Regions from separate parts of the Mus musculus genome. Here all the other regions are linked to region 3. A link is a loop called in an ENCODE intact Hi-C map of the cell type or tissue named here. Cell type or tissue: left cerebral cortex. All regions are shown on one strand. Region 1 has its middle 14 kb from the start of Gm30044. Region 2 has its middle 20 kb from the start of Gm9054. Region 3 overlaps Otud7b (OTU domain containing 7B). Region 4 has its middle 7.8 kb from the start of Vps45. Region 5 has its middle 23 kb from the start of Vps45.

Evidence for each region. A loop is a pair of places that touch in the nucleus more often than their neighbours do. Peaks named below come from ENCODE experiments on the same cell type or tissue, not always from the same donor. Only the 100,000 strongest peaks of a DNase experiment are listed, where the experiment ranks them.
Region 1: a loop joins it to region 3, with 3.0 times the contacts of the local background. A loop is called at or near these places in 29 of 42 quality-filtered maps.
Region 2: a loop joins it to region 3, with 2.3 times the contacts of the local background. A loop is called at or near these places in 23 of 42 quality-filtered maps.
Region 4: it touches region 3 in a loop (6-fold over the local background); 18 of 42 quality-filtered maps call a loop at or near these places.
Region 5: a loop joins it to region 3, with 3.0 times the contacts of the local background. A loop is called at or near these places in 31 of 42 quality-filtered maps.

What each region holds. Positions count from the first base shown.
Region 1 is chr3:96,087,958-96,092,957 of GRCm38, forward strand. No RefSeq gene overlaps it. Among named protein-coding and RNA genes, the nearest start is that of Gm30044, 14 kb to the right of the region's middle. In left cerebral cortex, CTCF peaks have their summits at 2,322 (motif pointing right) and 4,483; no DNase peak of the experiment used is centred here.
Region 2 is chr3:95,963,025-95,968,024 of GRCm38, forward strand. No RefSeq gene overlaps it. Among named protein-coding and RNA genes, the nearest start is that of Gm9054, 20 kb to the right of the region's middle. In left cerebral cortex, CTCF peaks have their summits at 879 (motif pointing left) and 3,011 (motif pointing right); DNase peaks (open chromatin) are centred at 862, 3,266 and 4,795; H3K4me3 peaks cover 218 bases; H3K27ac peaks cover 228 bases.
Region 3 is chr3:96,145,590-96,150,589 of GRCm38, forward strand. The region is part of intron 6 of Otud7b (OTU domain containing 7B); the gene reads left to right. Among named protein-coding and RNA genes, the nearest start is that of Mtmr11, 14 kb to the right of the region's middle. In left cerebral cortex, a CTCF peak has its summit at 2,566 (motif pointing left); a DNase peak (open chromatin) is centred at 2,560; H3K27ac peaks cover 548 bases.
Region 4 is chr3:96,063,745-96,068,744 of GRCm38, forward strand. No RefSeq gene overlaps it. Among named protein-coding and RNA genes, the nearest start is that of Vps45, 7.8 kb to the left of the region's middle. In left cerebral cortex, a CTCF peak has its summit at 2,527; DNase peaks (open chromatin) are centred at 2,239 and 2,510; H3K4me3 peaks cover 575 bases; H3K27ac peaks cover 539 bases.
Region 5 is chr3:96,078,670-96,083,669 of GRCm38, forward strand. No RefSeq gene overlaps it. Among named protein-coding and RNA genes, the nearest start is that of Vps45, 23 kb to the left of the region's middle. In left cerebral cortex, a CTCF peak has its summit at 2,522 (motif pointing right); a DNase peak (open chromatin) is centred at 2,537.

The sequences.
Region 1 (5,000 bases), 58 kb before region 3:
GCAAGCATCATGGCCAGCAGGGACATGGCCAGCAGGGACACTGACTGCATGAGGCATGAGCAAGAAGGAAAGTCCGCTCAGTATGACTTAGTCATCTGGTGTTGGCTCAAACTTCTGGAGTCTGACACTGGGCGGTTTTTTTTAGACATCTTTAAGTACAGTACAATTTTGGAAAACAGTTTTCTGGTAATAATTATTCCTTCCCATGTGCATACTAAAGCTTAAAGGGTGAATATCTTGAAACTCTTTTGCAAAGTACATGTGGCCTCTAACCATGCAGATGGGTTCTACAGTTTAAGGGCCTAGGATTTAGTGTGGTCTCTAACCAAGATAGTGTAGAAGTCTCCAGGCTATAAAGTACATGTGACATCTCCCCCAAGGATGGGTCCTATTGGCCAAGAAGCAAAACTAAAGATAAATGTCTAGGGAGGAAGAGTCTGGGATAAACATTCTGGGAGATTGGGGTGGGGCCTGGCCCTACACAAAGGTCACCAGGTCATTAACAACATCCACTCTCAGCCTTCCGAGTGGAAACCAGGTACATATCTCCTCCATTGAGGAGACAACCCTGTGTGAGTGAAGTTCTTGGTTTTTCCAATGCGTATCTGTGAGCGCCTGTGCCTTTTACAGGTGAGAGCAGGAAACTCTAGATCAGGCATTCAGGATAATAATTATGACTACTACTACTAATAATATCCATTTAGTGGCAAGTTGAAGGCCAGGCAACCTAAGAACCTGTCTCCAAAAAAATCCACAATCCACAGGCACGGTGGCACATGCCTTGATCCCCACGCTCAGGAGGCAATGTGACAGTGTAAGAAGTGTACACATGAGAAACAAACATGTCTATTTGAAAATGACATAATGCACTACATGAAAAGGAACACAGATGAGCAAGGAATCAAAGCCCATCAGAGAAGACTGACATACCAAGGAGATAAAAATATTTGTAACATTTTAAATATTTATATGTATGTATGTATGTATGTATGTATGCATCCATAATGTTTGGATCAAATCTATTCCCTTTTCCTGCCTGTTCAGTTCCTCTCCTATCTGCTACCACTTTTCCCTTCCACCTTCATGTTCTCTCTCTCTCTCTCTGTTTCCCTCTTTCTCTCCCTCTCTCTCACTAAGTATATTTAGTGTGCCTGAATGTGCATGAATTTGGGACCAACATTTTTATTATTACATTGCATTGATATATTGATTGTGCGTGCGTGCGTGTGTGTGTGTGTGTGTGTGTGTGCTTTCGGGTATTCAAAAGGCCGCTTTTAGGAGTCAGTCAGTCAGTCCTCCTTTCCTATCATATAGGTCCTGAAGATTGAACTCAGGTTATTGGGTTCGCTGGGCTGTAGTTACCCCTGAGCCATTTTGCCTGCCCCAAACTGTTTTGCTATCCAGCAACTGCCACAAGCAGGGAGTCACTCTTTGCTTTAGGTGACCCCATTTCAACCAGACTGAAGAAGATCTGGAAACTTCAAGGTCACATAATCTATGGCCAGGGCAGCCTGGGTGAATACTGGATGCTTCCAGGAGGCTGGGTAATGCTGGTTGCGCGCTCTACCAGAGGATCAACTTCAACAACTACTACCCAGGTCACTTTAGGAAAGTTGGTATGAGGCATTACCACTTAACTGGTAACCTGACTAATCTGAGGACGGTGGTCAGTCTGCAGACATTGGTATGTGCCACCCAAAAAGGAGGCCAGTGCACTAACACTTTGACTGTGGGATCTGATGCTAAAAAACAGACATGGGGAATGTGAGTGTCAAGGCAGAAGCAGATAGATGTAGGAGATTGTTACGGGTTATGGGTCTCCTCCTCTTCCTTATCTTCTTTTATAGTGGTGGTGGCTGTTGCTGAGCATGGCATCCAGAGCCTTGTGCATGTAAGGCAAGTGCTCTATGCCTGGGAAGCAACCCTAGGGCTTTAATAAAAACCCATTAAAAGCTTTTTAGTATTCGAGGCCAGCCTGGACTATAGAGTGAGTTTCAGGACAGCCAGTGCTACACAGAGAAAGCCTGTCTCAAAAAACCAAAAAACCAAAAAAAAAAAAAAAAAAAAAAAAAGCTTTTTATTAAACTCATAACAATGTTCTAATCATCTGCAGAAGTAAATATTTCTGGTATCTTCGTGTAAGTGTTGAGTATTTGTATATGTATTTAGAAGAGGTCAACCTTAAAGTGTTGTTCTTGAGAACAACTGTCTACCTTATTTGTGTGGGATTTTTTTTTGTCTCATTTTTAAAAACTCTTCATTATATGTGCTGAGTATTTTGCTTGCATGTATGTACCATGAGCACCAGAAGAGGGCATCAGATCCTCTGAAACTTGAGCTATAGAGAATTGTAAGCTGTCATATGTGTGCTAGGACTTGAGCCCCAATCCTCTGTAGGAACAGCAAATGCTCTTAACAGTTGAGCCATAGATAGGGTCTCTCATTGGTTTGGAGTCTGATGCTTTATCTATGCTCATTGAGCACATGCCCTAGAGATCTTCCTATCTCTCTGTCACCCCATCTCTAGGATTTTACGTGAGCTCCACCATGTCCAGCCTTTGTACGTGGAAGCAAACTTGGGTCTTCATGTTTGTGTAGCAAGCACTTTAAAGAGTGAACTTTCTCCCTTGTTCTTTTTCTGCATATTCATGAGACAGAACAGAGCTAAGCTTCCCAACTTACCATCAATGCAACCGTTTAGCTAATGTTACAGAAATGGCTGATGTGTGGAGGTTATTAATATGCAACTCTAAGTCACAGAACAGAGTGTGCACCGGCAGAGTGTGCACATTGTCTCCATATACCTATAGTTGTTGCTATTCAGCCTTAAGGAGGGAGGATGTAGCCACTGGCCTAACACTTCAGGGCATTATGCGAAGTGAAGTAATACAGCCACAGAAATGACAAATACTTTATGGCTTTATTCACAGGAGGAACTCAAGCAGTAAAGCCCACAAAGGCAAAAGGAGACTATATAAAAACAAACAGACACCAAACAAAAAAACCAAAACCAAAACAAACAAACAAACAAAACAAACCTTGATGAAATGCTGCAGGGAATTCTGGGAATGTCTTTGTTTTGGGTTGCAGTCTTTTCTGCGATCTGTCCAGTGTTTTGATTTCTTTAATTTAACTGTGGGGTTTATAAAACATCTTTGAAGACCTGGGTCTAAGTGAAGAACTGTGGGTGAGGTGAAGTGAAAGAAAACTCATCTTTTCACATGGCCTGTAGCATCCTCTGTTGATAACACAACTGGTAGCTGCTGACATCTATTTCTGTTTAAAAATTTATAGTTTTACATGTATGTATGTATGTATGTATGTATGTGTGCATATATGTAGGTGCACCAACCACAAGTATGAAATGCTTACACAGGCCAGAAGAGGGCGTCTGAACCTCCTGGATCTGTGTTACAAACCATTTTAAATCACCATGTGGGAGCTGAGAATTGAATTCCAGTATTCTTGAGAGGACTGAGTTAGCCAGAGCCAGACTGACTTCATGACACGCTGGAAACTGGCAGTTTGAGAGACTAAGGCCTAAATTTCTGTTTCCTAGAAATGAGAACTGGGAGCTTGGAATCTGTGTTCAGCCAATCACAGCCGAGGGCAGTCAATCCAAGGACACCATGTCACCTGGCCTGAAGTAAGAATAGGTAGGTAGATGAATAAGTGACCCCCTAACCAACTATAAAATTAGTCAGACCCCTAGAGATAGAGCTAGCCAATCAAGGTAAAAGGGCACACAGCCCTCCCTGGATTTCCCTGACAATAAAAGCTGGGCCTGAGAGCCCACTAGGGGGTTCTCCATTGCCGAATGGGCAGACCCCTGCATGCAGAAAATTCCGCTGAATAAACTCTCTTTGCTTCTGTTCACTATTTGAGTCTGGGGTATCATTCTCTGGCAACCTTTGGACCCTAACACTCTAGAAGAGCAACAAGTGTTCTTAACCACCGAGCCAGCCTCTCAGGCTTCTATTCCTAGGTTTGTTTCTATGGTTGTTTCTGCGAGGCTTTTCCTCTCAAACCTGTATAATTATGTTTATAATTCTGGTCACATCCTAAGCTCAACTAGATGAACAAGAACCATGTCTGTAGTCTTTGGGGGCACTGAGGGCTGAGGCCGGCGTTCCCCCTTGTTTAGCCTTCTCCAGGCCATCTGGTCCCCGTCTTTATCACCTCACTCTAAACCCTTTATCCTCTTAACTGTCCTCTTCCTACTTACGATCATGTCCCCTCCTAAGCCTGTGGGCTCCTTTATTCCCTAGAACGCAGAGCCTGTAAACAGGGTCACACTCCTGCCAGGAGAAATGGTTGCTGTGGCTTGCTTTGTTTTGTGTTTTGTTTTGGCCTCAGGAAAAAAACAATAAAAGTCAAACTGGCTCTATTGGGAGAAGACCTGGAGTTTGTAGTGCGTAGCTTCTCAGAGAAGTGAAGCAGGGACTAGGCTTAACTCATGGGATAGGATGCTCAACCTCTGCCCCGTGTGGTGAGTTCTGGCAATCCAGGGAGAAATAACTGTCTACCCATCCTTAGCATCACCATGAGCTGGCCCATCACAGAGACGGAGGAAACCACCCTCTGCTCTGCTGAAGTAGTCACATTCTGTCAACACGCATCAACACGTGTGAGAGGAACCAGGAAAAGTCGATGCCGTATTACATCACTGCACCTTTAACCTTTTTTTAGCTGACAGATAGTAAATGTATGTATCTATGGGCAACCGCGTGATATCTTGATATGCATGCAGTGCAGAAAGATTGAATCAAATGGATAACATCCAGGTCATCTCACGTATTTGCCACAGTTTTGTGGCAAGAGTTTCCAGAATGCCTTTCGTATAGGAATGGTAAGTATTCACACCTTGGCCCTTATGCATTTGAAACGAGTACTTCTCAATTCTGCTTTCAGAAAACTTACCAGATAAAAGGATTTTCTCTAATTTTCTTCACTGTCAGCCACCGTTTCATTGGGATCAACTTCTTGCTACAATGTTGGCA
Region 2 (5,000 bases), 180 kb before region 3:
TGGAACCGGAGCTAAAGATGGCTGTGAGCTGCCTTGTGGATGCTGGGAACTGAATTCTGGTCCTCTGGATGAGCAGACAAAAAGCCTCTCTCCAGCTCTACACACGGAGTTTTACAACATGCATTGTTCAAATGCAGAAATTCTAACAGGATAAGGTGCTGAACACATGCCCAGCTGCCCCTAAAGCCACCCCCCACTGTTGCCGGAACAGATTCCCACAAACATCCTTTACAAAAACATGGATCAGTTTTACAGTTTTGGAGTCAAGACTGTTTTGAAATGGGCATTAGACTCCTAAATGGCAGATGCCTGCAGGGTTGTATTGCTTCTGGAGGGTTTAGGAGTGAACCTTTCCCTGCCTTTTCTAGGCACAGCTCACATTTCTAAGAGGACTGACCCCTGAGCCCCTGACCCCTGACCCCGTCCTCTTTGAAAGTAGCCATCTTACCCCTCTGGCCTTGGCTCCATCCCCTTGTTTCCTTTTCTGCCCTGACTTCCTGTCTCCCTCTGTCTCTCAAAAAGAGACCTGTGACGGCATTGGCCCCAGACTTAGCCCACCTTGAGCTCCTTAACCCCACCTGCAATCCTTTCAGTCCAGTATGGTAACACAGGGTCTGGGAGACTGTTCCTTAAGAGAGAGACCAAAGGAAAAGTGCTATGGAATTAGCAATGAATATATCAGCTGATTTCTAGTTATGTGCTTAAGACATCTTCCAGATGTTTTATGATAACATTTAAGAATAAGTTGAACAATAAATTGTTCTGTTTTGGATTGAGAGACAAGGTTTCTCTGTGTAGCCCTCCCTGAAACTTGCTAGGTAGACCAGGCTGGCCTTGCGTTTACATAGCTCCACCTGCTGGAAGCCCGGGATTAAAGGTGTGCACCATCACAGGCCAGCAGCTTCGACTTTTATTTTATTTTATTTTTTTACTGCTCCAGTCAATGGAAGGGGACTTTATTTAGTCCAGGTCACTGGCCTGGAACAGGCTCCAGCTTTATTTGACCTTCTCTTGGGGCTCAGGTTGTTGGTATGGCCATACTTCTTGCGGCAGTTGACTGGGGGTGGGAGGTACAGGCATGCATAGCACCTATTGCAGATCATCTTGTCTTTTTTGTACTTCTGGGCAAGCTGATGGACAGCTAAATGATGCCACCGCACAGGCGCAGCATCAGGTGCAAGGTTCTGGAAGGTTTCTGGAAGTTGGACAGGGTGCGACCATCCTCTAGCTGTTATCAGCCCCTGCAGGTCAGGTGGAATGCCTTCCTTGTCTTGGATCTTGGCCTTGACATTCTCGGTGGCGTCACTGGGCTCGACCTCAAGAGTGATGGTCTTGGCCGTCGGGGTCTTCATGAAGATCTGCACGTTGGCGTCTGCTGCTCAGCCACCTCATTGAAGACAGAGAAGACAGCCCAGCTTGGACTTTAACATAGCTGGGAAAAGGTCCCGATGTCTCCAGTCAGAGCATGGCCTTCCACATTTCATTTTTGTTTATTTTTTTTATTTTTCCTTTTTAATGTGTTTGGGTGTTTTGCCTACGTGTTTGTCTGGAGAGGGCATTGGATCCCCAGGGACTGGAGTTACAAATGGTTGTAAGCCACTATGTGGCTACTGGCAGTCAAACCCAGGTCCTCGGTAAGAGCAGCCGCAGTGTTCTTAATAGCCTAGCCACAGTGGGGTGGTGGTGGCGCATGCCTTTAATCCTAGTAGCACTTGGGAGGCAAAGGCAGGGAGATCTCCGAGTTCAAGGCCAGCCTGGTCTACAGAGTGAGTTCCAGGACAGCCAGAGCTACACAAGAAACCTTGTCTCAGATGCCCCCCGCCAAAACAAAAACAAACAAACAAACAAACAAACACCCCCAAAAAACCAAAAAAACAGTCATCTTTCCAGTCCCCTTCTTCTTTTTTTTTTTACTCTAGCCAAGCCACGCACATTTCTAAGTTTGAGTTTTAAATGTATGTCCTAAACCAGCCCTTTAAAAGATAAAAGTCTAAAGACTGTGATTTGCTCTATAGTGTGTTCAGAAGATTGTCTAGTTGCATTTAATTAGAGAGAGAGAGAGAGGTAAGGCCAATAGAGACAGCCAGTAAAGCAACAGCTTCCGAAGTGGAGGCAGGGGGTGATCACAGCTGCTGGCCTGGCTAACTGACTCCATTTCAAGGTCCTGTGAACAGGAGCTTGCACCTGTACAACCACACCACTGAGTGACAGAGCACAAAATAGCGTTACATATGTGCACAGGGCACATAGCCTGTAATCCCAGCAAAGGAAGGCAGACAGGGAGATGAAGAATTTAAGGGTAGCCTTGGCTACATAGTGAGTCTGAGGCCAGCCTGAGCTACACGGGACCCTGCTTTAAAAAAAAAGAAGAGGTGGACGGTGCTGGAGAGATGTTCCTCCCAAAGGTTAAGAGCTTTGATGGCTCTTGCAGAGGATCCATGGTCAGTTTCTAGGACCTGTGCTAGAGCTCACAGCCGGCTGTAATTCCATTTTCAGAAGATTCAGCACTCCCTTCTTGTACACAGACACACATGCAGGCCATACACCTATATACATAAAAAAATTTAAAAACAAAAGAAGCCATGTATCTGCATAACATACATGAGTCACCCCTTCCCCATCTCTGCTACTCATATTTGGCCAGAAGAGCAAGCCACTTCCTAACCAGTGGTTTCCCAGGGTGACTTACTCCCTGGGGACCGTTAGTGATATGTCTCTTGATATTTTGGTTGTCACACCTGGCCTCAGTGGCACTGCACCTGGGAGGTAGATACCAGAGTTGCTGCTAAACATCCCACAACGGACAAGACTGCCTGTGGCATCATCAAGTCCTAAATGTCAGCTCTGTGAAGCTGGGGTGGGGGTGGGGGATGGGTTAGGAAGATGTGATTTGATTTTGGCAGACTTTCTCTTTGCTTTGATATTAGATAAAGGCGGGGGGGGGGGTAGCATTTAAGTTTTTATTATTAAAGTACAACACTAGAGGGCACTGCCTGCTCAAAAGTTGCAATTTTCTGTGCTGGTGGTGGGGTCTTAGCAGAAAACATGACTGACCCACCGGGAAATGGTTAAAGAGCTATGAAAAAGATGTAACTCCACAACAGTCTTAACAGGTACTGCATCTGAAGCCAGGAGGGGCAGAGCACCTTGTTTTTTGTTTTTGTTTTTTCTTTTTCCCTTTCTTCCTCTAATGATATCTTGGGAGCTTTTGCCAAAGGAAGGGGGAGGATCTCGCTGGATTTCACACACAGGAACACCCACGTCATTGGCACCTCCTCTGAGCAGGTGGTGGGAGGCACTGTTCCTGGGCTATCTGCATCCCTGGCAAAACTGCGAAGTCACATCTGGAGCAGGAGCCAGTTGGGCAGGCAGAGCTCAAGGCTGGTGAATAAAAACCTTTTTCAGAGGATCCAAGTTTGGTTTCCAGCAAGCAGACTGTCTCACAATTATCTGTTAACTCCAGCTCCAGGGCATCCCATGCAGTCTTCTGACCTCTGTGGTTTCTTCTAAGCACACATGCAGTGCACACAGACATACAGGCAGGCAAAACACTCATACACATAAAAAGTTAAAATCAATCTAAACCAGTTTGTCGCTTGAAGCCCTTCACTGTAAGAGGGTGCCCAGCAGGTCCTCTTGAGGTTCCGTCCAACTTTAAAAAATAAAACAATTGCTTTTTCTTTTCTTTCTTTCTTTTTTTTTTTTTGGTTTTTCGAGACAGGGTTTCTCTGTGTAGCCCTGGCTGTCCTGGAACTCCCTTTGTAGACCAGGCTGGCCTCGAACTCAGAAATCCGCCTGCCTCTGCCTCCCAAGTGCTAGGATTAAAGGCGTGCGCCACCACCGCCCGGCACACAGCTTTTTCTTTTAGTATCAGGTCCATAACTGAACAGGAAAGATTTTTCTTTTTCTCTTTTGAGACAGGATAGGCTTGGATTTATAAATTACAAATCAGTCTCTCGGGTTGACAAGATAGCTCAGCAGGTAAAGATGCTGGCTGATGAGCCTGACCACCTGAGCTCAATCCTAGGACCACAATGGAAGGAGAGATGGAGGGTCCCCCTGCAGGTTGTCCTCTGACCTTCTCAAGGGCACTGAAGCACAAGGCATCCATCCCAAATTAATAAACACAAAAACCCGTTCTTCCTCACATTAACTATATATTTCCTTTTATTTATTATTAAATACTTAAGACGTGGTACCAGATTCTGAGGATGGATTCCCATAAGTTGACATTCAACTTAACCTCTCAGCAACCCGATGGAAGCCCCTTATCTCCTAACCTCTGTGCCTCAGTTTCCCCTTCTCCGGTAGCATGGCACTTTTCTTGTCACCTGCTGCTGTGGTCCGCAGATTGACGGGTTTGGTGTGGAACATTTCCATGTGAGTTTTTCTACGTGTAGTTTGTATGTTAAATATACACAGTAGCAAAGAATTTGTGCATATTTTAAAACCTTACATAAGTGGCCTCATACTTGTTCTGTAATGTGAGTCCCCTTAGTCTTTGGCTTGTAAGATTTACCTGTGTTGATACACATAGCTTTGCTAATTGCATACCACCATTTTTGGTATTTGCATAATTGCTACTATGCAAATATGTCTAGGCCTAGGTGTCTTTTACATTTCTGAATAGCTTTTAAAAAAACAGTATTTTTTTGTGTGTGTGATATAAAACTAGTATTGGAGCAGAGACTGAAGGAAGGACCATCCAGAGACTCCCCCACTTGGGGATCTATCCCATAAACAACCACCAAACCCAGACACTATGGCAGATGCCAACAAGAGCTTGCTGACAGGAGCCTGATATAGCTGTCTCCTGAGAGGCTCTGCCAGTGCTTGGAAAATACAGAAGAGGATGCTCACAGTCATCCATTGGACTGAGCACAAGGTCCCCAATGAAGGAGCTAGAGAAAGTACCCAAGGAGCTGAAGGGGTTTGCAGCCTTATAGGAGGAACAGCAATATGAACTAGCCAGTACCCCTAGAGCTCCCTGGGACTAAACC
Region 3 (5,000 bases):
TAATTTTGAGACCCTGTCCCCTCCCCTTCTTTTACCTTCCCTTCCCTCTCTTCTACTCTCTCTCACCCTCCTCCTCCTTTCCCCCTCCCTCCTCTCCCCTTACTCTGTAACCCAGGGTACCCTGGAACTCACTACACAGTCCAAGCTGGCATTGAATTTGCAACAGTTCTGCCTCAGTTTCCCAATTGCTGGAATTGTATGGGTAAATCATAATTTCCAGCTTCTTTTTAATTCTCTAAAAAATAATGTGTTTATTTGTTTATTATTTAGGTATTTCATATGCATGTGTGCATGCCATGCCACATATGTGGAAGTGAGAAGATAACGTGTATGAGTCGGTTTGCTTCCACTGTGTGGGATCTGGAGATGGAACAGGTTTTCAGGCTTGGTGGCTAGCACCTTTAACTCCTTGCCACCCATGTTTTTAATTATGTAAATGCTTGAATGTTTTTACAGTCTGCAACTTTGCTTTAATTTGGTAAAAAATGTAAAAGGGTACTTGTTAAATTGATTTTAAATATTACTGTTCGGGGATTTGGCAGGCATTGTGATTACTTTTATATAGGAAGTAGTGATGGAGTTTTATGGTCCATCTCTACACCAGGAACTGGGAAAACTACAACTTTTTTCTTAGTTTAGGTTTTAAAAGTTTCACTGAAAGACAGCCTTGCCTGTTTTGGGTATGGATGTAGCTGCTTTCTTTGTTCAAGCACAGAATTTAGAGTGACATATGGCTACAGAGCATGATGCTGTGTTTGTTATCTGCTTCTCTATAGAAGCTGAACTGTTCCTATAAGAATGACATCATGTGTTTACATAGATAGGCTTCTCTGTTTTCTTAGTTCCTCTCTCTCTTTCTCTCTCCTTCCCTCCCCCCACCCCGTGTGTGTATCATATTAGTTTCATATGTAACTGGGTATGTATTTTTATTTCATGTATGTATATGTTTGTACATGTGCATGAAAATGCCTTTGGATGACAGCAGAAGGTTTCAGACCTCCTGGAACTAAAATTGCAGGCAGTTGTGAGCTTTAGTGTAGGTGCTGGGAACTGAACTCACATCCTCTCCAAGAACAGCAAGTACTCTTAACTGTTGGGCCATCTGTATAGTCCCTGACTTTGGGTTATTTCTGTTTTTGTTTTTTTCCATGCTTTAACTAATTATTTCTGACACTGGATATGAGAATGACTTTTCAGAGGTTTTCTTGTTTTCCTGTGTCTTCCTCCATCTCCAACTTTCATTGTTCCATTATAACTGGTGCTAATACACAACTAAAGTCTTTTTTTTCAGTCATTTGGAATTTTACATCTAAAGATGTAACGTAAAGTTTTATGTCATTATGGGGCTCAGAAGTTACAGTGGTTCCTGATATAGCTCTTGCCACATGAACATGAGGACCAAAGTTCAGATTCTGAGAATCCATAATACAGCTACACACACACACACACACACACACACACACACACACACACACACACACTCTGTTGTGTTTCCTTAAACAAAGAACCCATTGTTTTTGGCTGGAGAAAAAGTTCAGTGGTTGTGAACACTTGTTTCTCTCATAGAGGATAGGAGTTTGATTCCCAGTACCCACATTAGGTGGATCACAGCCTCTTGTAGCTTTGCTCAAGGGGATCTGATACCCTCTCTGGCCTTTGTGGACACCCACACTTATATGGCTGATGAAGACAAATAATTACAAAATAAATATTTGAAAAAAAATTATACACATGTCCTTGATCATCCACTTTTGCTCCAGAGATAGAATCCACAGGGAAAAGACACAAGTTGACATTGTTTTTTCCCCTCTTGAGACAGGGCTTCTCTGTGTAGCCCTGGCTGTCCTGGAACTCCCTTATGTAGACCAGACTAGCCTCAGTCTCAGAGATCCACCCGCCTCTGCCTCCTGAGTGCTGGGACTAAAGGTGCTGCCACTATCACCTGGCTACAAATTGACATTCTTATCACCCAAAGCAGGAGTGGTCCTTATAGAAAGCTGCTTTTCCTGAACTAGATCCAAGCTGGTCTTGAGTTTGGAATTTAAACCAAATCAGTAATCAGCTTTATCTTCTTGCTGAGTGTAAGTTATAACTGAACCTCAGCTTTGACCACACCAGGGACTAGAAAAGACCTCATTAGAACATAGCAGATATTAAGTGGGAGTGTTAACAAAAGTAGAGTAAGTGTGTTCGATCTGATTATTAAATCTATTAAATACAGGCTTAGATTATGAAAGTATTTATCCAAGAGAGCTAGAAATACTCAAGTTCTTTCCTGTTTTCTGTCCTTTTGGGGGTGCACAGAAAATGGTGGCTGGTGAAGGAGCGTTGGCATATTGCAAATCTCAGGCTGGAAATGTGCCATGCATGATTGTCTTGCTGAACTTTGATGACTTCAGCCCTTACTTGGGAGCAGGAAGGAGACAAGAAATCGATGGCCGGAGATGCTTCTTTTAGCTTTCTGATAACAAAACCCAAATTAAATCAGCCTTTATTTTCTGGGCTTCCTTGTTTTGTGTTGAAATTAGTGGTAAAACTTGTTATGAGTGCCTGCCACCTAGTGGCTGTATGTATTAAAACAGGAAGCAGAGAGATCGGACCGTAGCTCAGCATTTATTCTTGTAGAGGAGTTATGGAGCTCACAGCTGTCCATAACTCTGGTTCCAGGGGAACCAATGCTCTCTTCTGACCACACTGGGCACCATCAAGCATGTGGTGCACATACATATATGCAGGCAAAATGCTCGTGCATAAAATAAAATTAACCTTAAAAAAAAAGGCCAGGTGGTAGTGGCACATGCTTTTAATCCCAGCACTCCGGAGGCAGAGGCAGAGGAGGCAGGGGCAGGTAGATCTCTGAGTTCTAGATTTCAGCCTGGTCTACAGAGCAAGTTCCAGAACAGCCAGGGCTACACAGAGAAACCCTGCCTTGAAAACCCAAACCAAGAATAAAACAAACAGGAACAACCACCAGCAGGAGTAGGTGACATAGAGGAGGAGTGAGAGGCAGGTCCTCCTGGATATGTTTGTCAAGCAGCATTCATTCCTATGTAACCTTTGCATTGTTCTTTTTATTTTTACTTGAAATCTATGATAGCATTTTACAAGTTACAAACTTCTTTACTTTTTATTAAAGTAAAATATGCTCTCAGTGGCACTGATCCCCAGTACATTTGTTCTCCTTCTGTTATGTGCTCAATGTGATTGCAGATACTCTGTCAGGATGCATTTGAGCAATGGAACTCAGTTTTATGCTAAGCAAACAAAAAATATGGGTAATGTAAACTTAGCTTTCAAATCATCACATCCTAAGGCCTTTTCTCCTCTTCTTAGGAAGGGTCTGAATTAGCCTAATCTGGCCTCCAACTTACTGTGTAGCTGAGGATGACCTTAAACTTCTAGTTTTCCTGCCTCCACCTGAGTGCCAGGATTATCCATGGTTGTTGGAGTGTGCTACCACACCCAGTTTATCTGATGCTGCAGATCAAAACCAGGGCTTCCTGCGTGCTAAGCAAGGACTCTGCCACCTAAGCTGCAGTACTGGGTTACCCAGTGAAACCTTGCCTCAAAAAGCAAGACAACAAAGCAAATTGTTTGTATTGGTGTACGCAATCCTTTAATAAAAAATTATAACTATGTAGCATGGATTTATTGATTATTGATCATATAATAGTCACTGGGCCATGTTTCATAAAACAGGATTCTTTCTTGTAGAGCAATAGAATAAAATAGACCCTTAAAGACATAGAGTAAACTAGACCAAGTGTGGTTTCTTGGTAGCCCTGGTAGGCTTGGAACCTATAGGGATCTGCCCGTCTCTGCCTCCTGCATGCTGAGATGTATGCCGCTACACCTGACTCAGATATGGTCTCTTTAGAGTAACATAGAGCATTTCAAAGAGATGTTCAGAGGAGGGAAGGGCTAGGGAGGTTTAGAAAGACTCCTCAGAGGAGGGTTTGCTATTAAAGATTAGCCATTGTTTACCAGGAGCATAGGGAGTAGTCATTGCAAGTAATAGGAATAAAGGAGAAGAGAATGAGGCACTGTCTATCAGGAGCAACTACTTAGAGGGGGTTGAGGGGGAAGGTAGGCCTTGTATACCATGGGCACTGAAGATTCTTAGAGCTACTATTATCAGGAAACAAACCATTAGATTTGATCACTGGGAAAAAATATAATATCCCCAATTCTACTGGATCTGAGGAGTTCAGTAAAGTCAGAGAGAGAGATGCTTTGCAGTTTATACTTAGTAATTGTTGATAGAGACATGTAGGTGTATAGTGACTGGGAGAAGAAACGGCTTAGTAACTCCCTGGTTTTTAGTCTGGGTATTTGGGTGATAGTTGTTGCATGCAGAGAGACAGGAGTTAAGTTTTACATCTTAAAATACAGAATTTAGAGCCACTGTGGATAAGTGGTGGTTTTCAGTGAACAGCTGGATATGTGACCATAGAAATGAAAAGGAGTTTTGGGCCTGGGAGGGTCAATCCTAGAGTATAACACATAGATATAGTAGATATGATTGCAGCCTGTGAAGATAACACCCTGATGAAATCAAGACTCAAATAGTTGCCGAAACTCCAGTTTTGTGGGGAGGGGAGTTCAGAGAATAAGTGAAAGTAGTGGTGTGGAAGGTAAATTAGAATGTTTAAGGAGGAAAAGAGATAAACAAAGGCTGTGAAAGATGAGAGCCAGAGTCCATCGGATCTTAGGTGAAGTGTGTGGACGGGGCAGTGGCATAAAGAGTAGAATAGGATCAGATTGCAATGAGTGAAAAGGAACTGAAGACTAAGAAATGGGAGATTGCCAAACATGGTGGCATGTGCCTATAATCCCAGCATTTGGGAGATAGATTCAGGAGGCTCAGAATTCCATACATAGCTAATTCAGTATCAGTCTACAATACATAAGATTCTATCTCAAAAGGAAACAAAAATGGGGCATGGTGTTACATGCCTTTAATCCCAGCACTCCAGAGGCAGAGGCAGAGGCAGGCCAGT
Region 4 (5,000 bases), 82 kb before region 3:
GAGAAAAAAAGATACAGTTTTTGAAATCATAAGCAAGAGATGTATTTATGGTTAAAGACCATGCAGATGGTCTTTATATAGTACTGAATATATATTCTCTGTAAAAGAAATGATTCTAGCCAGGCGTGGTGGAGCACACCTTCAATCCCAGCACTTGGGAAGCAGAGGCAGGCAAATCTCCCAGCCTGATCTACTTGGTATATAGATACCAAGACCCTGTCTCAAAATAAGACAAAAATGAAGACTCTAGAATCAGGCAACCTAGATTAAATCTGCTGCCTACCAGCTGTGTGGATTTGACAAGTTACACAGCCTCTCAGTTCTTCAGTTTCCTCATCTGTAAACGGAAAAAATAACAGCTTCCTTTGGTTAGTGGGAGAATTAAATAATACAATCATTAGCCAAGCTTTAATTATCTTCTGTGCCATGATTAGTTTTACTATTTGCAAACAAAATGTGATTGTTGCATTTTGCTTCCCTGAAAAGTTAATAAAGTGTATAAGATAAATTTTTAATTTTTATTTCATGAGAATGGGTGTTTTCACTGCATGCATGTCTTGAGCCACTTTCGTGTCTCGTGTCCATGGAGGCCAGAAGAGGGTGTCAGGTCTGCTGGGACTGGAGTTACAGTCATGGGTTTGGTTTTGAGCTGCTACATGGGTACCAGGAATCCAAGAAGAGAAGTTGGTACTCTAAACAGCTGAGTCATCTTTCCAGGCCCTCACAAGACAAGTTTTTAAATATGTTCCAATGTTAAGGCCTGTAAAACAAGTTCCATCTTTTTAAATATATCTTATTTATTCTTTGAGCGTTTCAAACTGTAAGTTCTTATTTCTTATATATATTATTATATATAATGAAATTATATTACTTCTGAGATCTCTTTTATAAATATGATTTTTTTTTCCTTGGGCTGCTCATAGTATTAGATTTGTAGATGACCATAAATATGGCTAAAATATTTTTAGTATTTTATACAATGCATCACAAAAATTGGCAAGCCATATGACATGTCAGAAAATTCATAGTCTTATAGCTCCTTAAATCTTATTAGATGTAAAAGAGTCTAGACTATATTATTTTTATGTTGATAATAACTTCTTTAGGATGGCACATTAGTGATTTTATCAATCATTTGATGACAATCAGGTTTTCTTTACGAGGAAAAATATTTCATATTGTAAAATTAAGATGCAAAATATTTTACTTATACTTAAGCAAATGAAATGTCTTTACTCTCAGATATTATTATCTGATATTTCCTTCATAATAATCACCATTAACGAACTGAGTGGTGGTGCACACCTTTAATCCCTGCACTCAGAAGGCAGAGGCAGATAGATCTCTGAGAATCTGAGGGCAGCCTGATCTACAGAGTGAGTTCCAGGACAGTCAGGGTTACACAAAAAGCAAAAAAACCCAAAGCAAACAAACAAACAAAACAAATCAAGAACAGCTGCCTTGGAAACTTTGTTTGCTCTGTATTATTCTTCAAGGCAGACTTTCTCTATGTAGTCCTGCTGGCCTCGAACTCAGAGATCTGCTGTCTTTGCCTCCCAAGTGTGGAGCTAAAAGCATGCACCACCCAGAGCCTGGCCTGCCTTGGGATCTTTAGGAAGATTTCACCCTTTGCAAGCTTTTTGTGAGGTGGATGCAGATCCTCTGAGGCTGGGAGAGGTCGAATTACCTTCCCTGAAGTAGAAGAAATCCGAAAACTGCAAGAAGCTACTCTGTCAGTGGGTGACTTACTGCCTGTTTCTTTGTGTTGTCTCCTTTTACACTTCCTATTTTACACACGACATCATTTCTTTAAGGATAGAAAAAGGGTTTTTTTCCATACTTTTCGCTTAGAACTGTGTCCTGCCCTGAAAAAATAGCCAATAAATATTTGATATCCGTGAAACTCATTACTGGACACCGGCTTCAGTGGCATGTGAAACAGAGTATCGTTTTACACAGGCAGGACAGACAGAGATCAGTGTGATTAGCTGGGCGGCTCATGCCGATAATTTTATTGGATAATATGGAATACATTCTGAGGAAAATATAAAACTTCTCTCCAAATCCCCAGATAAACAGCGGGGATGTTGATTTCATTGTTGGGGGAGGGGCTTGTAATAAACAAATGACGCACTGCATTTTTTTTTCCAACATCCTCTGGCAGCGATTAAAGATAGGACTGATTCCAGAAACTGTTTAGTAAGAGTTTCCGTGAGGGCTGGTGAGATGGCTCCTCTAGTGAAGGTCTTGCTGCCAAGAATGATGACCTGAGTTCAATCCCAGGGTCCCACACGGTAGGTGAGAACCAATTCCTTTAAGGTCTACGTGTGTGTGATGGCACAAATGCAAAAATACTCACACCCACATCCCCAATAAATAAAGTGTGTGTGTGTGTGTGTGTGTGTGTGTGTGTGTGTGTCTGTGCGCGCGCGCGCGCGCGCGCGTGTGTGTAATTGAGAGAGCATCAATTCTCGTTAGCTTTGGATATTTAGTATTCAGACAGAGGGCGCCCTTGGACTGTCAAGAAGGTTCTAGGGAAAACATGGGCTTCTAAAACTGGGAGCTGTCCTGTGACCAGTGCTCACACGAATGAGGGAAAGGCATTGTTTTAGCTAGAATACATTACGTAAAGCTTGTAGTATAATCTGTTTCTTGTCTCACTCTTGCTCTCAGCCTTTACTATATTGTTCCACCTGGACTTCAACTACTGAGTTCAAATGATCTAATGGCCTCAGTCTGAGATGGGATTATCATGTGAAACCACTCTGTCCCGCTCATCTGTCATCTATTTGGAGCTTTGAATTCCACTGCTTTTGTTGTTGTTCTTTTATTGCATTTGTCACTATATATGTGTATGTATATATCATTTCTAAAGGTTAAATAAAAATAAGTTCTATGAGATTCTACCTAATCAAGAAGTATACTAGTTGGGAGGGTCTGGTAAGTGTGAGGTCCCATCTGAGATTCAGCATGCTGGAGTCTGGTAGAATGTCTGCTTTTGCTGCCAGTGCCTACCTCTCAGGGTGATCTGTTGTGTTTTTTATTAACTCAACACAAACTAGAGTGGTGTGGGAAGAGGGACTCTCAATCTAGAAACTGTTTCTATCACATTGGCTTATAGGCAGTCTGTGGGGCTTGCTCTTGATTGATGATTGAGGTAGGAGAGCTCGGTCCACTGTGGGCGGGGCCATCCCCTTTGCAGGTGGTCCTAGGTTGTATAGAAAAGCAGTGGAGTGAGCTGGGGGAGTAAGTCAGTAACCAACTTTCCTCAATGGCCTTTGCCTCCGTTTCTGCCTCCAGGTTCCTGCGTTGAGTTCCTGCACTGCTGTCCCTTAACGATGGAGCTGTAAAATAAAACAAGCCCTTTCCCTTTGGTCATGGTGTTTAATCACAGCAATAGAAATAAAACAAGATGACACCAATCTTGGGCTCTTTTCTAAGTGGCTGCTATTTCTGCTTCTTAGAACAACTCAGTGATGTAAATGGTACTTTGTTCATCTCCCTTCTCCTCTTTTTATGTTGGAGACAGTCTCACTATGTAGCCGGGGCTAGACTGGAACTTCTTATGTAGACCAAGCTGGCCTTGAACTCACAAACATCTACCTGTCTCTGCCTTCTTAATGCTGGTATATTGAAGATGTGCCCCACTATACACAGCCTCCCTTTTGTTTTTATAAATATTTATTTATTTATTTTTGGTTTTTCAATACAGGGTCTCTCTGTGTAGCCCTGGCTGTCCTGTAACTTGCTCTGTAGACCAGGCTGGCCTTGAACTCGCAGAGATTCACCTACCTCTGTCTCCGGAGTGCTGCCGCCTGACTTTATTTATTTTTAATTGACAAAGTTGTATGTATTTATTGCATATACATCACTTTGAAATACATAGTATTGTCTTTTTAAAAATAAAAAACAGGGGAACTGGGAGAATATGATCAAAATATATTGTATGAAATTTTCAAAGCATTAATAAAAATGGTATATTAAAAATGAGAATAGGTGGCCGGGTGTGGTGGCGCACGCCTTTAATCCCAGCACTTGGGAGGCAGAGGGAGGTGGATTTCTGAGTTCGAGGCCAGCCTGATCTACAAAGTGAGTTCCAGGACAGCCAGGGCTATACAGAGAAACCCTGTCTCAAAAAAAAAAAAATTGAGAATAGGTGGTTAGATAGTTATAGTTAAGCTTACTTCTTCTAAGGGATGAAACTGGATTTTAAACCTGAAGATGAATAACATAATTCCTGGTACTATCTGAAAATTTTTAATGCAAATAGCAGTTTCCTCTGTTACCACAAATTGCACAAAATGTACAAATACATTTTCTGAGTTTCTTTCATTTTAAGTTTTCAGTTATTGTGGAAAGTACATAGCAACATTCAAGTTCACCATGCCTGAGCGTATGAATGCTATTGGGAAACCAGATTTTTTAATTCCCTGATGACACAAGCCCAGTTCTCTGCTTTGGAGAACACTCACATTTATAGAGTGAAAGGAAGGTCGAGCTGGGAACGGGGAACGGGTGGGTGGGGGGTAGAGGGGTGGGCGGGGAGTGGGGGGGAAAACAGTACATTCTACTGTTAATGTCTGTATGTGCTTTAGGAGTGATTTATCTCAGTGGGCCTCTGCTACTGTTTATTATTTGTCTTAAAGTTTGGGATGTGTGTGTGCGTGTGTTGAGGGCTACACTATGCATTGTAATGCTAAATTCTGTACTCCAATGCGGGGCATAGGTGTAGGGGAAAGAGGGGGTAGTAAGAGAGCCCGTGTCTGACCAGAGTTCCTGTGCTCTGGGCAGGCAGACACGGGAGCACTGCTGGATGCTTTCCACACAGCCCGGGTGGGCATCTGGCTGTGTGAAGCCACTGACCCCACACGGCGGAGGGTGGACAAGGGGCAGGCCCCGTACCAGGTTCTCAGTCTCCGGCATCCCATGCTGGATATGGCAGAGAAGCTGAGAACAGAATAGGGGCCCCGGGGCAACACTCTCCGCCCCAGAGATACGGG
Region 5 (5,000 bases), 67 kb before region 3:
AAAACTGTGTGGGCAAAAGGGTATACTGAGGGACACACTGTGACCCACTGCAGCTTCTACATTGAGATTTTTTTTTTTTCTTTTGGGGAGAAGTTGCAGGGACAGAAGACAGGTATGGAAGGAAGGGGAGATGAGTATGGGAGGCATCATGTGAAATTCAAAGACTCAATAAAAAGTTAAAAAAAACAAGCAAATAACAAAACAAGTCCAGCTGGATGACTCTGCAGGGAAAGGGGCTCTCTGCCAAGTCTGACCTCCTGACTCTGATCCCTGGAATCCTCCTGGTGGAAGGAGAAAACCAACTTCTAAAAGTTGCCCTCTGACCTCTACAAGCTTGCTGCAGCGTGGATATACCCCTTCAGCACAGAATAAGTGAGTGTAATAAAAATAGATAACTAAACGAAAGTGAAGCAAAGGCGGTGCAACAGTAGAAATGTTGCCAACTTGAAAGGTGGGAAAAAGTCAATAAAACAGACATGCACTCTAACAAACAGGGCAAAACCAAAGCCAAACCAACCACACAAAGAAAAAACCCAAGCAAGCCAGCAAGCAAGCACCCCACCAACATCTCTGAAAAAGAAAGGGTGGTGCAAGCCTTCTGATTTCAGTGCTGGGGGCAGGGGCAGGGGCAGGTCTGAGTCAGGGAGATGCTGAGTTTGAGGCCAACTTTGGATACAAACCTGACTCAGTCTCAAAAACAAAAATATCAAACAATAACAAAACAAAACAAACAAACAAACAAAAATCCCACTACTCAAACCCAGGGTGTGTGTGTGTGTGAGTGTGTGTGTGATTTTGTGTGTGTATATGAGTGTGTGTAATTTTGTGGGTGTGTGTGAGTGAGTGTGGTGTGTGAACAGGTGGGTACAGAGTCCAGGAGAGGGTGTTAATTTCATTGGAGCTGGAGTTACAGGCAATTTTGAGCCTCCAGGCGTGGGTGCTGGGAACTAAACTCGAATCCTTTGAAAGAATAGTAAATAACAGCTAATCTCCCTCTCCAGCCCCTATTTTAAACCTTTTAAAAGCAAAGGTCTCATACAGCTCACTATTTAGCTGTGGATGGCCTTGAGTCTCTGGTCCTCCTCCCTTTACCTTCCAAGTTCTATGACTATAGGAATGTGCCATGGAGCACAGCTAAATGTTTGCTGCTGCTGCTGCTACTATAACAATAATAACTAGTATTATTTATTAAAGCAAGGAGAATTGTTCCAGGTCTAAATGACTTTATGGATACATTATAGAAAACCTCTAAGAAAAAGATCTGTTTCTCTGGGACTGCAGCTCAGGTGGTAGAGTACTACTTTACATGCAGGGAGCCCTGGGTTGGGCCCTAGCACTGTATAGAACAGGGGTGGTGTCACAAACCTCCAACCCAGCACTTAGAGGGTGGAGGCAGGAGAGTGAGAGTTCAGATTAAATGTAGCCAGATGTTGTGCTGGAGGCTAGCTTGGGCTACATGAGACCCTATCCCAAAAAAGGAAAACAAGGGCTGGAGAGATAGCTCAGCAGTTAAGAGCACTGGCTGCTCTTCCTAGAGGTCCTGAGTTCAATTTCCAGCAACCACATGGTGGCTCACAACCATCTGTAATGGGGATCCGATGCCTTCTTTTGGTGTGTCTGAAGACAGAGACAGTGTACTCACATACGTGAAATAAGTAAATAAATCTGTTTTTAAAAAAGAAAAACAAAAAAGATAAATTCATTTGCTATGTATACATGTGTATAGCATAGAAAGCAATTAAACATTTGTATCTATTTAAGTTAAACTAACATTGAAAAGAAGGCATACAGGTATAGTATCAAAGAAAAGAAAACAAGTCAACTTCATTTATGAAGATTAATATTCTGCAATGGATAAAAGAACAACAGGCCCAAACTTATCTTTTGAACTATCACCAGCTCCCTAATATATCACAGCTATCAAGAAAAGTGCCGGGCACATGACAGGTGCACATATTTTTTTGAACTAATTGTTATTAATCAAGCAGGGTTAATCCCAGGTTATAAGTATAGTTGAAATTGGAGAATATGTTCACTGTAATGAGGGGAAAAAAAAAGAAAAAGAAAGAAAGAAAGAAACCAAGAATATATTGTAATGCAATTTTAAAAAGATGAAATTTAACTTCTGTCCCAATAAAAGTTACTGTAGCAGAATAAGGCCCTCTCCTCATCTCACTGAACCACTTATACAAAACTTTTCTTGTCAGGTATGGTAGTACATACTTTGGATCCCGACACGAGGAAGGCAGAGGCAGGTGGCTCTCCAGGAGTTTGAGGCCTGGCTGGTCTATATAGGAAGTTATTTCCAGGATAGCCAGGGATACATAGTGAGATCATCCTGTCTCAAAACACAACAACAACAACAACAACAACAACAACAACAACAACAACATCCCAAACAAACCAACCCAAAAAGCCCCAAACAAATCACAAAACAACAACAACCTCCTCCCACAAAACAATAACAAAAGCTTCCCTTTAAATTGTGTATGTATGTGTGCATGCACCCGCAAGTACCCACAGAGGCCAGAAGATGGTGCTGGATCCCCCTACAGCTAAAGCTACAGGCAGTTGTGACCTGCTTGAGGTGGGTTCTGGGAAAGAAACTCAGATGCTCTGGAATTATAGCATGTACTCCTAACCTCTGAGACACTTCTCCAGCCCTTCTTATTAAAAGCATTGTACTGACTAGTTTTGTGTCAACTTGACACAGCTGGAGTTACCACAGAGAAAGGAGCTTCAGTTGGGGAAATGCCTCCATGAGATCCAACTGTAAGGCATTTTCTCAATTAGTGATCAAGGGGGAGGTCCCCTTGTGGGTGGTGCCATCTCTGGACTGGCAGTCTTGGGTTCTATAAGAGAGCAGGCTGAGCAAGCCAGGAGAGGCAAGCCAGTAAAGAACATCCCTCCATGGCCTCTGCATCAGCTCCTGCTTCCTGACCTGCTTGAGTTCCAGTCCTGACTTCCTTTGGTGATGAACAGCAGCATGGAAGTATAAGCCGAATAAACCCTTTCCTCCCCAACTTGCTTCTTGGTCATGATGTTTGTGCAGGAATAGAGACCCTGAATAAGACAAGCATAAACGCTATATTTGATTTTGAGACATCAGAAGGCCAGGCAACAAGAGTGCCTGCTGTTATCGCTATTGGCCAGCAGTTCTGTGGAGGCTGCTCGAAGGAGACAAAGCAGAGACCATTTCAGTCACAGGAAGAGAAGGGTGTTATTACAACTGTCAGCTATGGATGTCAATGACTGTCCCATTTTTTTATAGTTAGCAATTTTTCTGCATTTTAATCTTTCATATCTCCATGATGATGATGATGATAAAACCAACAGTATGTTGAGGCCAGAATCTTCATGGTAAGGTATCCTGTGTTGAAACAGAGATTCATGGGGGCTTGAGAGCTAGCTCAGCAGTCAAGAGCACTGACTCATCTAGAGGACCTGGTTTGGTTCCTAGCATTCACATGGTGGCAATCAACCACCTCTAATTCCAGGTCCCCTCCCCTGACACCCTGCTCAGGCCTCTCTAGGTACCAAGCAATGTGAGGCACACATGTCCTTGCAGACAAAAACACTCTTCCATGTGCTCAAAAAAAAAAAAAATCTAAAAGCAAAAAAACAAAAACAAAAAAAGATGTAACCTACAGGAGGAGGCTCACAGAGACATGTGCTGATGAGCACTCTCAAGATGGGGTGTCAAACTGTTTTTTTCTCTTTTCTAAAGACTGATAGTTCAATGCTAGAGGACACTAAGTGTTCCAAATGTCCTTACTTTGCTGGGGTATCCATGACCCCCATCCTGTACTCGCCCTCTGCCCCTTAGTCGGATTCAAGTGCTTACTGTCTTCTTACACTTAGCTTATGTTGTTCATCAGAAAGTCTTTAAGTACTAGATGGCTATTAAGAGGGTGATGTATGAAGAAAGCTGCTTAAATTAATCATGCAATGAATTTCAGTGCTGCAAAGTGCGCTGACATCTTAAAAATCCATTATTAATTATAAAATTAAAAACTGCAACATCCAAAGTATGTTATTTTGGATAAACCAAGGCCTGCTAATATATTTATACTTTACCAGCACAACAACGCAAAAAGCAACTAAAAACTCAAGCACTTCTATTTTAGCGCTGGAAGAGAGATTTCTAGATTATTCTGCCAGAGTCTTATCTGCCAACCACCAGAGAGGAATGAGCTTGCTTCAAATGGGTTTGCAGAAATGACTTCCTTTTTAAAAGTAGCTCTGTCAGCTGGGAGCAACAGCAGAAAAAGGACAAACTTGCTGAATGAGGCTGTGCTGGAGTTGGCCAGAGGGCCCGTCACGGCTCTGTCATTGGCATTCCTGCTGCAGCCAGAGAAGCCTAAGCAAGCGGAAAATCTATAGTACTTTCATCTACATCTAGCTGAAAGTGCTTACGGGAGCGATTTTAAGTTCTGAGAGCGATAGGGTGCTGGTTCCGACCTCGGGAGAACACAATGGGTCCTGGGTCCTTTGTTTTTTGCACATTCTCTGGTGAGCGCTGTTGTCCTGGCCTAAGCTATGAATTGGTTACAGTGCCTTTTCGCTGTAGCCACACCCTTGTTAGGGCCATTCTATATGGATGCCTTTACAACAAACTAAAAGTGCTAAGCAAGGCACTGGAGGGAGGGCTCAGCTGTTAAACTTAAAACTTTGCTGCTCTCACAGAGGGCCCAGGTTTGGGTCTCCACCCACATAGCTGCTCACAACCATCTACGTCAGTACCAAGCGATCCAATGCCTTCTCCTGGGCTCCATGAGCACCGGGCACACATGTTATGCACATACATACAGGCAGACAAAATACTCAAAAAACCAAAGCATTAAATAAAAGTGCTAAACAAAAGAGAATTATTAGAGGTACCTAGATATGTGCTTTAATTTTAATTTGGGCTTGAATTTTGACTTTTATGTTTATTGTTATATACCTTCACACAATATTTTCCTCTTCCTCCCTTTTCTCTTTCCCTCCCTCCTTCCCTC